2 separate regions of the Homo sapiens genome follow, and region 1 is linked to region 2. A link is a contact called in ENCODE Hi-C or POLR2A ChIA-PET data. All regions are on one chromosome and are shown on one strand. The core of a region is the stretch at or near the end of the contact, and the rest is flanking DNA. Distances in the headings are between cores, read along the strand shown. Region 1 overlaps KLF9-DT (KLF9 divergent transcript). Region 2 overlaps KLF9-DT (KLF9 divergent transcript).

Region 1 (5,131 bases), core at 993-3,492, 47 kb before region 2:
TTTCTTTAAAACTATTTTTTTGACACATAATTGTACATAGTGATGAGGTACATGTGATATTTTGTTACATACATACAATATGTAATGATCAAATCAAGGTATTTAGGATATCCATCACCTCAAGTATTTATCATTCTTTGTGTTAGGAACATTTATCTTCTAGCTATTTTGTAATACACAATAAATTATTGTTAACTATAGTCACCCTACTGTGTTATCAAACACTGGAACTTACTTCTTTTATCTGACTGTATGTTTGTACCCATTAACCAACCTCTCTTCATCGTCCCTCCATCCCCAGGCTCATTTTATTTTTTATTTTTTATTTATTTATTTATTTTTGCGATGGAGTTTTGCTCTTGTCGCCCAGGCTGGAGTGCAATGGTGTGGTCTCGGCTCACTGCAACCTCCACCTCCCAGGTTCAAGCGATTCTCCTGCCTCAGCCTCCCAAGTAGCTGGGATTACAGGCACCCACCACCACACCCAGCTAATTTTGTATTTTTAGTAGAGACGGGGTTTCACCATGTTGGCCAGGCTGATTTCAAAATCCTGACCTTAGGTGATCTGCCCACCTCGGCCTCCCAAAGTGCTGGGATTACAGGTGTGAGCCACTATGCCTGGCCAGATTTATTTTAATCTTGCCCCTCAACCCAACCTCAATTGGGATGGGAATCAGTCTAGGCTAGTTGGGGTCAGGGGAACAGGTTCAAGTCAGATGCAGATAATTATAGAGCATGAAGCACACACTGCAATAATTAGAACTCTTTTAGCTGTGACTTACAGAAGCTCAACAGAAATCAATGTAACCCATAAGAGAATGTATTGGCTTCAAGGTATAGTATTAGCTGGATTGAAGTGCTCAAAAGCTGTTATCCAGAATCAATTGCTTTCCATTCCCTTACTCTCAGGATTTCTTCCATGTTGGCTTCATCTTCAGGCAGGCCCTCTCCCAGTGGTGGTAATAATAATTGCCAGAGACTGGGTACAGTGGCTCACACCTGTAATCCCAGCACTTTGGGAAGCCGAGACAGGTGAATCACTTGAGGTCAGGAGTTTGAGATCAGCCTGGCCAACATGAAACTCCCATCTCTATTAAAAATTTAAAAATCAGCCGGGTGTGGTGATATGTACCTGTAATCTCAGCTACTCAGGAGGCTGAGGCATGAGAATCACTTGAGCCTGGGAGGCAGAGGTTATAGTGGTCTGAGATCCGCACCACTGCACTCCAGCCTGGACAACAGATGAGACCCTGTGTCAAAAAAATAAAATAAGAATAATAATTGCCAGAGCTCCAGGATCACATCCTACCAGCTTAACAGCCCAGGCAGTTCTAGCAAGAGCCCAGGGCTAGTTCTCACTGGCCTAGCCACAGTCACAGACTCATCTGTGAACCAACATCTGTGACCAGGGAATGCAGTTCTCTCATGGGCCAGGCCTCGGCCTCATGCCCACTTCTCATTCAAGGAGGAAAGGTCAGCGCTGCTCATACCACAAGGACTAAGACTTAGAATAGAGTAACCAAAAGAAAATCAGGGTGTTTTCCCAGGAGAATGGAAATAAAGGGTTAAAAACAACAGCTCTCCACTGCCTTGACGGTGCTGGCCCACTTTGTGGATCCTGGAGTTATGACACCTATTCTTACCCTCACTCTCCTTAAATTTCCTGTGCCCAAAACTTAATAGGCAATTGAATAAATAGTTTTAAAATGAATCAATGAATGAATCTAGTTGAGAGCATAAAACATGAACTATTTAAATATTCCACAGTATTTGGTGATATGATCAATGTAAACTATAAAAGCAAAGATGCAAAAATAAAGGAAGGAATGAGGGGATGCCATAGGGAAGAGGTAAGGCCTGAACTGGGTCTTGAAGGATGGGGAGAAAAGGGGAGGGGAATGCGTTCCATGAAAAGTCACAATGTGGGCATAGCACTGAGATCAGACAAGTACCATGAATCCAGGGACAGAGAGAAAACTTGCCAGGCTGGGCTTCACGTGGGCAAATAATGGGAGAGGAGTGGAGGAAGGTAGGAGGGCCCACCATGAGTCTGGGGTGGCCATCTGAGGACCCAGAACTGTATCCTGTAGATGCTGGGAGGGGGCAGAAAGGAAAAGCTGGCACTGAAGGAAGAGAGAAGAGTTCAGTTTGGGACAAGATGAGGCTGCAGTGTCAGCAGGAAGCATGAAGTAGGAGAGTGATGATGACAGTGCTGCTTTGCACAGATAAGCCTGGCGGAGACACGGAGGGGGCTGGACTCTTAGGGGTGAGCACGGAGGCAGGGTGTCAGTGGGGAAGCTGCTGCCAGGTGGAGATAATGAGGGTCTAAACTCCATCCCTTCAGACTGCCTTTTCCAGCCCAGCTTCAGAGGCCCTTTCAGCAGCCCCTGCCTGCCCATTACTCTTTCTCTCTCCTGCCTGTCCTGGCTCCTGACATGATAGCATGTCAGATATTTGATTATCCAAGAAACTTCAAACTTGAGGAAGCTACACATAGAGAGGGTCTAAAGCATACGGTGCAAAGACTACGCCTTGCTAAATGACACAGAAGTCTCTTAGCAAGGCATGGCACAGAAGCATGGGTGAACCAAGGAAGATACAGCTCACTGTCCAACTCTTCAGAACGTTTTCTGAATAGCATTAAGCACTGGATTCTGCAAACCAACTGATTGAGTTTGAATGTCAGCATCACCGTTTACTGGCTGTGTGATCGTGGGCAAGTTCTTTCTCTTAGCCTTGCTATTTCTCATCCGCAAAAAGAAAGTATAATTGAACTTCCCTCAGAGGCTTAGTATTAAAACTAATTGTGTTAATAATGTATATAATGGGCCTGACTCAATAAAAGTCTATTATTATTATTTGCATCTGGGAACATCACAAGTAAACCTGTTGGTAGGACTCACCTAAACTTCCTCCCAAAGCTAAAAATCCCAACACATAAGGGAGGCCTTTGGAGATGGGGTTAAGTCCTCTCCACTGATCCTCAGGCTGAGCTGAGTCTGTCCTGAAAGATATCGACCACTAGAGGGAGAGTGGACTTCCAGAAACCACAGTCCCTCAACCCAGTGTCTTTCAAACTACGGGTTTGAAACACATTAGTGGTTGTGATACCAACTTAGTGGGACCCGACTAGCATTTTTTTAATAAAATAAAACAGAACATATCTGCATTAATTTCAGAAGATACAGGTAGATATTGTTTCATGAAGCCCTTTGCTTTAAATAATTATATAGACATGTATGTTGTTGGTCCCAAAATAAAGTATATTTCTCACTGTGAGTCATGGTCAACTATCAGGAGATCTTGAGAAACACTCCCATAAATGATGTACAGGAGAAAGCTACCTGTGTTGTTCATTCTCAAACACCAACAGGCCACATTGAGGTGAGTCATTGCTCTATGTTAAAGAAGAATCAGACACAGAAGTAGAGGTCTGGATTTAACTAACGACACTCCACATTGTTAGGAATTGTTTTCAGATTCTCTTCCTCTGGTGTTCATTAGGCACCTCTCAAGGTCTAACCTGGCTGTCCTTTTTCAGGCCTATAAATGCCCTGTGTGGCTCTCATCCTAGGTGATAGCATTTACTCCCAAGGCTTCCATTGGTTCCTCTGTGTGACTGAATCCTGAACTACCTCTTTGGCTTTTAACTCCAGATATGTATTTCCAAATGATGGCTAGAATTCTCCCCATGGATGTCCCATAGACCCCTCAAATTCAACCTGTCTGAAACCCAACTCATTATTTTCCCTTTATAAAAAGAGAAGTAAAAGACCCTGGTCCTGTATTCCTTCTCTTGGCTCCTCTCTCCTAGCAGTCACTGTATTAGGCTGTTCTTGCACTGCTATAAAGAAATACCTGAGACTGGGCAATTTATAAAGATAAAAGGTTTAACTGGCTCACAGTTCTTCAGGCTGTACAGGAAACATGATGCTGGCATCTGCTCGGCTTCTGGGAAAGCCTCAGGAAGCTTAAACAATCATGGTGGAAGGCAAAAGGGAAGCAGGCACATCACACGGCCAGAGCGGGTGCCAGAGAGAGGGAAGAGGTGCCACACACTTTTAAATGACCAGATCTCGTGAGGACTCACTCATTATTGTGAAGACCGTACCAAGAGGATCGTACTAAACCATTCCTGAGAAATCCGACCCCATGATCCAATTGCCTCCCACCAGGACCCACCTCCAACACTGGGGATTACATTTCGACATGAGATTTGGGCAGATACGGTTTGGATATCCAAACCATATCCAGTCACCCAGGTGAGAAAATTCAGTTATGGTCAAGTTTTCTTTCTCCCTCTGTCATTGCTGAGTTGAGTCATTTATCTGTCCCAGTGCCTCATCTGTCCAGTCTACTTTTCCCTCCCACTCGTACTATTTCAGATGATTTGTATATCTTCTTAGTGGTCTCCCTGTTTCCAGCCTCTCACCTTTCCCATGGATCCTTCCCATGGCCATCAGCTACCTCACCAAAACAGACTGAATCGTGTCATTCTCTCATATCATTCTGGTCTTAATAACATGCAATAACTCCCAAGAATAACCAAAATAAATAAAATATGTAAGCATGGGATTTAACTCCCAAGTCAGGAATGACAAATGATTCCATCCCAAGTGCCAATCCCAACTGATTCATTGAGAACTATGTTGAGAAGAATTCTGAGGCTTCATTCAAATTCAGGAAGAAAGGTTAGCAAGGGGCACAACAGGGGGACGTGGGTATCCCTGATCTAGGCTCAATCTATTTTTTTTTTTTTGCTTCTTCCCACATAACTCTACCAACCATTCAGCCACAAGAACTACTTATCATTACCCAAATATACCATGCAATTCTATTAACGACAAAGACTATAATTCCTTTCTTTACTGTTAGCTTACTCTTGCCTCAACTTCGTATCAGAATCCTCATCCTGTTCCTCTACCATCAGAGTTTATTATGTGTATCTCTACTGAGCATGTATCAACCTCCTTTGTATTATAAATATTATATTTTTTATTTTTTGTAGAGATGGGGGTCTCACTATGTTGCCCCAGGCTGGTCTGGAACTCCTAGGCTCAAGTGATTCTCCCATCTCAGCCTCCTAAAGTGCTGGGATTACAGATGTGAGCCACCATGCCCAGATGTCATT
Region 2 (5,339 bases), core at 419-2,918:
AGATATTTTTCTGTGCTATAATTTTATTTTTAGTTCAGTATGGTGCAAAAGTAACCCAAAGGTTGAGAAATTGAAAAAGAAGAAAAAAAGAGTAAGTACAATAAACGTTTAATATGTTACCTTTTATGTATAAACTATATTTAACTTTCTTTTTTGAGACAGAGTCTCACTATGCTGCCCAGGATGGTCTTGAGCAAACCCTCGGCTTAAGGGATCCTCCCACCTCAGTCTCCCAGGCAGCTGAGAATACAGGCACACGCCACTGCAACCAGCCTATATTTAACTTTCCAACTGTTGTTTATTAAATTTTTTCATTCTTCTATTGATTTATTTTTCTGTCTGTGAAAACTGGTATCTTGGAGTGGGATAGAGCACAGTTTTTCCCATTAAAATGAATAGAGCTGTTTTTATTTTTATGTAACAGCTTTTGACTTGGTAGCAGAATTATAATGCACAAATTAAAGTCATTTGGTGGGAGATGAATACACTATGTTCAGGGCAGCCTATGAGGCTCTGGAAATGCAAAGATGAATTGAACACATATCCTACCTGGAACGCAAAATCTAATAGGAGAAAATGATAGGAAAAAGGAAACTTAAGAAGCAATGACACAAATGCTATACTAACAAAACAGGGAGAAACATCTCCTGCAACCAGGAGGATGGACTTCAAGTGGGCATATGAATTCGGGGTAGCGGGAGATGGTTCAAGGCTTTTGCTTAGTCCCCTCTCTTTCAGTAAAAATACTTATATCTTATTCCTTTAGGACTCTGTAAGTTAGCTAGGCTGCTAACCTGCAATAAAGTAACTTTAGGTGAACAGTTAGTGGCTAATAATTATCCAACTCTCTACTAGGCAACTCTACGTGATGGTCCCACAGAGATCTCAAACTCAACTCCTCCAAACCCAATTCTTCCTCCTCACCTATAGATTTGTGATTTCCACCATTGTCCAAGCCAGAAACCCAGGAGTCATCCTCATCCCTTCCCTTGCCCTTATCCACCAAATCGGATTCCCATGCTTCGTCCATCTTTTTGCCATTCTCCTATTCCGAGCTACTTCCATCTCTGTTTTGGACTCTTATCTCTGCTCCTTGGTGCCCTTCAATTCAGCTTACAGACAGAGAGGTATTTCTAAACACAGATTTTGGCTGGGTACAGTGGCTCAAGCCTGTAATTCCAGCACTTTGGGAGGCTGGGGTGGGAAGATCTCTTGAGATCAGGAGTTCAAGATCAGCCTGGGCAACATAGTGAGATCTCGTCTCTACAAAAAAAATTAGCCAGGTGTGGTGGTGCTTGCCTATAGTCCCAGCTACTAGGGAGGCTGAGGCAAAAGGATCGCTTGAGCCCAGGAGTTGGAGGCTGCAGTGAGCTAAAATTGTGCCACTATACTCCAGCCTGGGTGACAGAGCAAGACTCTGTCTAAAAATAAGTAAGATATTAATCTTACATCTTTTTCCTGACTAAAGACCCACATGGCTTGCTGTTGCCCTTGGATAAAAGTCACAAATATGGGTATTCAAAGCCCCATAAGTTCTACCCAGAACCTTCCTTCCCAGCCTCCCCTCTCTCTACGGCTGCCTTCCTGTGAGTCACTTCCTTCAGTTCCTTACATGCAGCATAATCTCTCACCTCAGGAACTTTGTACTTGCTGTTCCCTCTTCCTGGAACATCCATCCCCCGCCCATTTCCCCTGCTTGCTTAGCTAACTCCTCCTCAGCTTAGCTCTCAAGTTCTCCCTGATCCTCTGACAAGATGTTATGTTTTCCTCCCAGCACCCTTGCATTCTCCTGTCACAGCCCTAATCACAATTACTGCAATTGGTTATTTTCCTCTCCTTGTAGACTATGGGATCTGGGAAGGCAGGGCTTATGTGTGCTCTGTTCACCATTATATCCACAGTGCCAAGCCCAATGCTGACACAGCGGGGAGACCCAATCTGTTGAAGAATGAATGAATGAATGAATTGCTTCCTTTACATGTAATTATAGAAAATCACCTACAGGCTGTATGCTTTTTTTTTTTTTTTTTTTTTTTGAGACAGTTTCACACTTGTTGCCCAGGCTGGAGTGCAATGGCACAATCTTGTCTCACTCCAACCTCCGCCACCCAGCCCAGGCTCTATGCTTTAATCCAAAGAAATGGATTGTCAAGAAGTGCATTCTAGGCAGGGCACGGTGGCTCCTACCTGTAATCCCAGCACTTTGGGAGGCCAAGGTGGGCAGATCACCTGAGGTCAGGAATTCGAGACCAGCCTGGTCAGCATGGCGAAACCCTGTCTCTACTAAAACTACAAAAATTAGCCGGGCATGGTGGCAGGTACCTGTAATCCCAGTTACTCAGGAGGCTGAGGCAGGAGAATAGCTTGAACCCAGGAGGCAGAGGTTGCAGTAAGCTGAGATCATGCCACTGCACTCCAGCGTGGGCAACAGAGCAAGACTCCATCTCAAAAATAAAAACAAAAATAAATAAATACAATTAATTATTAATTTTCAAAAATTCAAAAATAAGTGGCTAGGACCAGGCACGGTGGCTCATCCTTGTAATCCCAGTACTTTGGGAGGCCGAGGCAGGCAGATCACCTGAGGTCAGGGGTTCAAGACCAGCCTGACCAACATACTGAAACCTCATCTCTACTAAAAATACAAAAATTAGCCAGATGTGGTGGCACACACCTGTAGTCCCAGCTACTACGGAGGCTGAGGTGGGAGGACGGCTTGAGCCCCAGGAGGTCAAGCCTGCAGTGAGCCGGAGTGCACTACTGCACTCCAGCCTGTGTAGCAGAGTGAGACCCTGACTCACAAAAAAAAAAAACAAAAAACAAAAAAAAACAACTCCAAAAATAAATTAAGGCTGGGTATAGTGGCTTATGCCTGTAATCCCAGAACTTTGAGAGGCTGAAGTAGGAGGATCATTTGAGCCCAGGAGTTTGAGGTTACAGCGAGCTATGACCATGTCACTGTACTCTAGCCTGGGTAACAGAGCGAGACCCTGTCTCTAAAATATAAAGAAAAGAAAATAATAAATCATTAATATAATTCACTACATTAACAGAATAAAAGCCCCCCAAAAAGTATGATTATCTCCATGGAAAAAGCACTTGTCAAAAATTCTTAGTAAAAACTCTCAACAAATTAGAAATAGAAGGGTACTTTCTCAATCTGATAAAGGATATCTACAAAAACCTACAGCCAACATCATACTTAATGGTTATGGTTTCTTAGGCAACTCCATACACTGCAGAGGAGTTCAAACTGGCATAAACTTTGTGGAGAGCAATCTGATAAGATATACCCAATCAGTCATTTGCTGTTTGCTCTCAGGTAAGATCAAAAACAAGGTAAAAATGCTCCCTACCTCCACGCTAGTCAACATTTTACTAGCGGTCTTAGCAAATACAAGCTAAGAAAAAGAAAGACATAAAGCTTAGAAGAAAAAGTGTCTTTATTCAGACATGGCATGATAGTACATGTGAAAAATAAAATCAACGTATGGGCCAGGGACGGTGCCTCACACCTGTAATCCCAGCACTTTGGGAGGCTGAGGCAGGAGGATCACTTGAGGCCAGGGGTTCAAGACACTGTCTCTGCGAAAAATGCAAAAAATAAATAAATAAACACATGGGATTGGGACAACTGGGTGTCATTTGGAGAAAATTAAGTTGGGTACATCCTGACTAATTATACTAGAAAAACTTTTTTTTTTTTTTTTTAAATGGAGTCTGGCTCTGTCACCCAGGCTAGAGTGCAGTGGCATGATCTGTGCTCATTGCAACCTCTGCCTCCTGGGTTCATGCGATTCTCCCGCCTCAGTATCCCAAGTAGCTGGGACTACAGATGTGTACCACCATGCCTGGCTAATTTTTTTAATTTTTGTAGAGACGGGTTTTCGCCATGTTGGCCAGGCTGGTCTCGAACTCCTGACCTCAGGTGATGCACCTGCCTCAGCCTCCCAAACAGTTGGGATTACAGGCATGAGCCACAGCACCCGGCATAGAAAAAACACTTTTTAATAGATAATGAAATCAAAGGCACTAGAGGAAATCATGGGACAATTATTATTTGTATGTGGAAGGCCTTTCCAATTATAAAATAATATCCAGAAGAATAAAAAATTAATAAATACAACAATAACAAAAAAAACCTTCTGCATATCTTATTGTAGAAGGGGGAAATAACTGCATGGCTAAAATACAGTAAGTAAAGTTAAATGGCAGAAATTGAGAAAAATATTTGTGACTCATACCACAGGCAAAGCGCCAAGATCCTAATATAGAGAGAATCTACAGGGGAAAAGCCTACAATCCAAAAGAAAACAGGCAAAGGAAATAGATGAAAAAGGAAATACCAAAAGCTCTCAAGCATATGAATATGAGAAGATTCTCAATCTCACCCATAATGAAAGAATGAAAATTAAAAGCACCCTGAAATGCCATTTTTATCAATAAGATTGGCAAAGCTCAAGCTTTTTCTTTGGGAACAGGGTCTTGCTATGTGCCCAGGCTAGAGTGCAGTGGCTGTTTTTCCCAGGTGCAATCCTAGTGCCTTGAATTCCTGGGCTCAAGTGATCCTCCTGCCTCAGCCTCCCCAGTAGCTGGAACTACAGGTGCACACCACTGTGCCTGGCTTCAAACACATTTTTAACATACTCATTGATGAGGATATGGAGAAACAGGCACTTTTATACATTGCTAGTAGGACTATAAACTTGTGCAAACTCTAAGGAAGACAATCTGACAACATCTATCAAAATTACAAACACATGGACCTTTTAACTCAGCAATCAGACTTCAAGAACTTATCATACAGGTGTGCTGCCCCAATGTGAAAGAAGGTTATTTGCTGAAGTATTTTTGAAATTCCAAAAGACACAAAGTAACCTAAATGTTGGGCAGTTTGTTAATAAATTTGTTACATAAATTAAGGTATATTTACATCAGAGTTCTATGGCAGCATTAAACATGAGAAAACAATATATCAAAGGTCAATATATAGAGGACCTTCATGTAGTTACCCTGAAGATATATTATTATGTTAATAAGCTGGGTGCTCATGCCTGTAATCCCAACACTTTAGGAGGTCGAGGCTGAAGGATCGCTTGGGTCCAGGAGCTCAAGACCAACCTGGGCAACACAGTGAGACCAGGAGACCCCGTCTCCATTTTTTTTAAAAAAAAAAAAAAGATATGTTAGTAAATAAGGTGCAGAATGGTTTTTAGTAACCATTTGTGTATAAATGTGGAAAATATATGTATTTGCTTGGATACACATAAAATATCTTGGGAAGGATTTAGAAAAAATAGTAATATTTGATTGCTTCTGGAAAAGGCATCTAGATAGCT

The links. Hi-C counts contacts between places; a loop is a spot of excess contacts on that map. ChIA-PET counts read pairs that join two places held with the same protein, here RNA polymerase II (POLR2A). Pooled maps may share reads with other maps.
Region 1: a loop to region 2 is called in a map of heart right ventricle, with 3 times the contacts of the local background. The contact joins two enhancer-like sites. A Hi-C loop is called at or near these places in 91 of 168 maps with a recorded cell type or tissue (B cell, CD14-positive monocyte, CD4-positive, alpha-beta T cell and 55 more), 14 of 37 single-sample maps with no recorded cell type and 45 of 50 pooled maps. POLR2A ChIA-PET finds 5 or more read pairs at or near these places in 24 of 52 experiments (A549, A673, AG04449 and 18 more).

The regions. Positions count from the first base shown.
Region 1 is chr9:70,482,610-70,487,740 of GRCh38, reverse strand. All of the region lies in intron 3 of KLF9-DT (KLF9 divergent transcript), which reads right to left. Among named protein-coding and RNA genes, the nearest start is that of KLF9, 71 kb to the right of the region's middle. RefSeq lists an enhancer at 2,062-2,368. Within about 2 kb of position 2,242, at least 21 of the 41 ENCODE cell types and tissues checked have a DNase peak (open chromatin) inside an H3K27ac peak, as active enhancers do; they include adrenal gland, ascending aorta, dorsolateral prefrontal cortex and 5 more, where a contact is called at or near this core.
Region 2 is chr9:70,435,065-70,440,403 of GRCh38, reverse strand. The region is part of intron 1 of KLF9-DT (KLF9 divergent transcript); the gene reads right to left. Among named protein-coding and RNA genes, the nearest start is that of KLF9, 23 kb to the right of the region's middle. RefSeq lists an enhancer at 1,537-1,831. Within about 2 kb of position 1,668, at least 14 of the 41 ENCODE cell types and tissues checked have a DNase peak (open chromatin) inside an H3K27ac peak, as active enhancers do; they include adrenal gland, ascending aorta, dorsolateral prefrontal cortex and 5 more, where a contact is called at or near this core.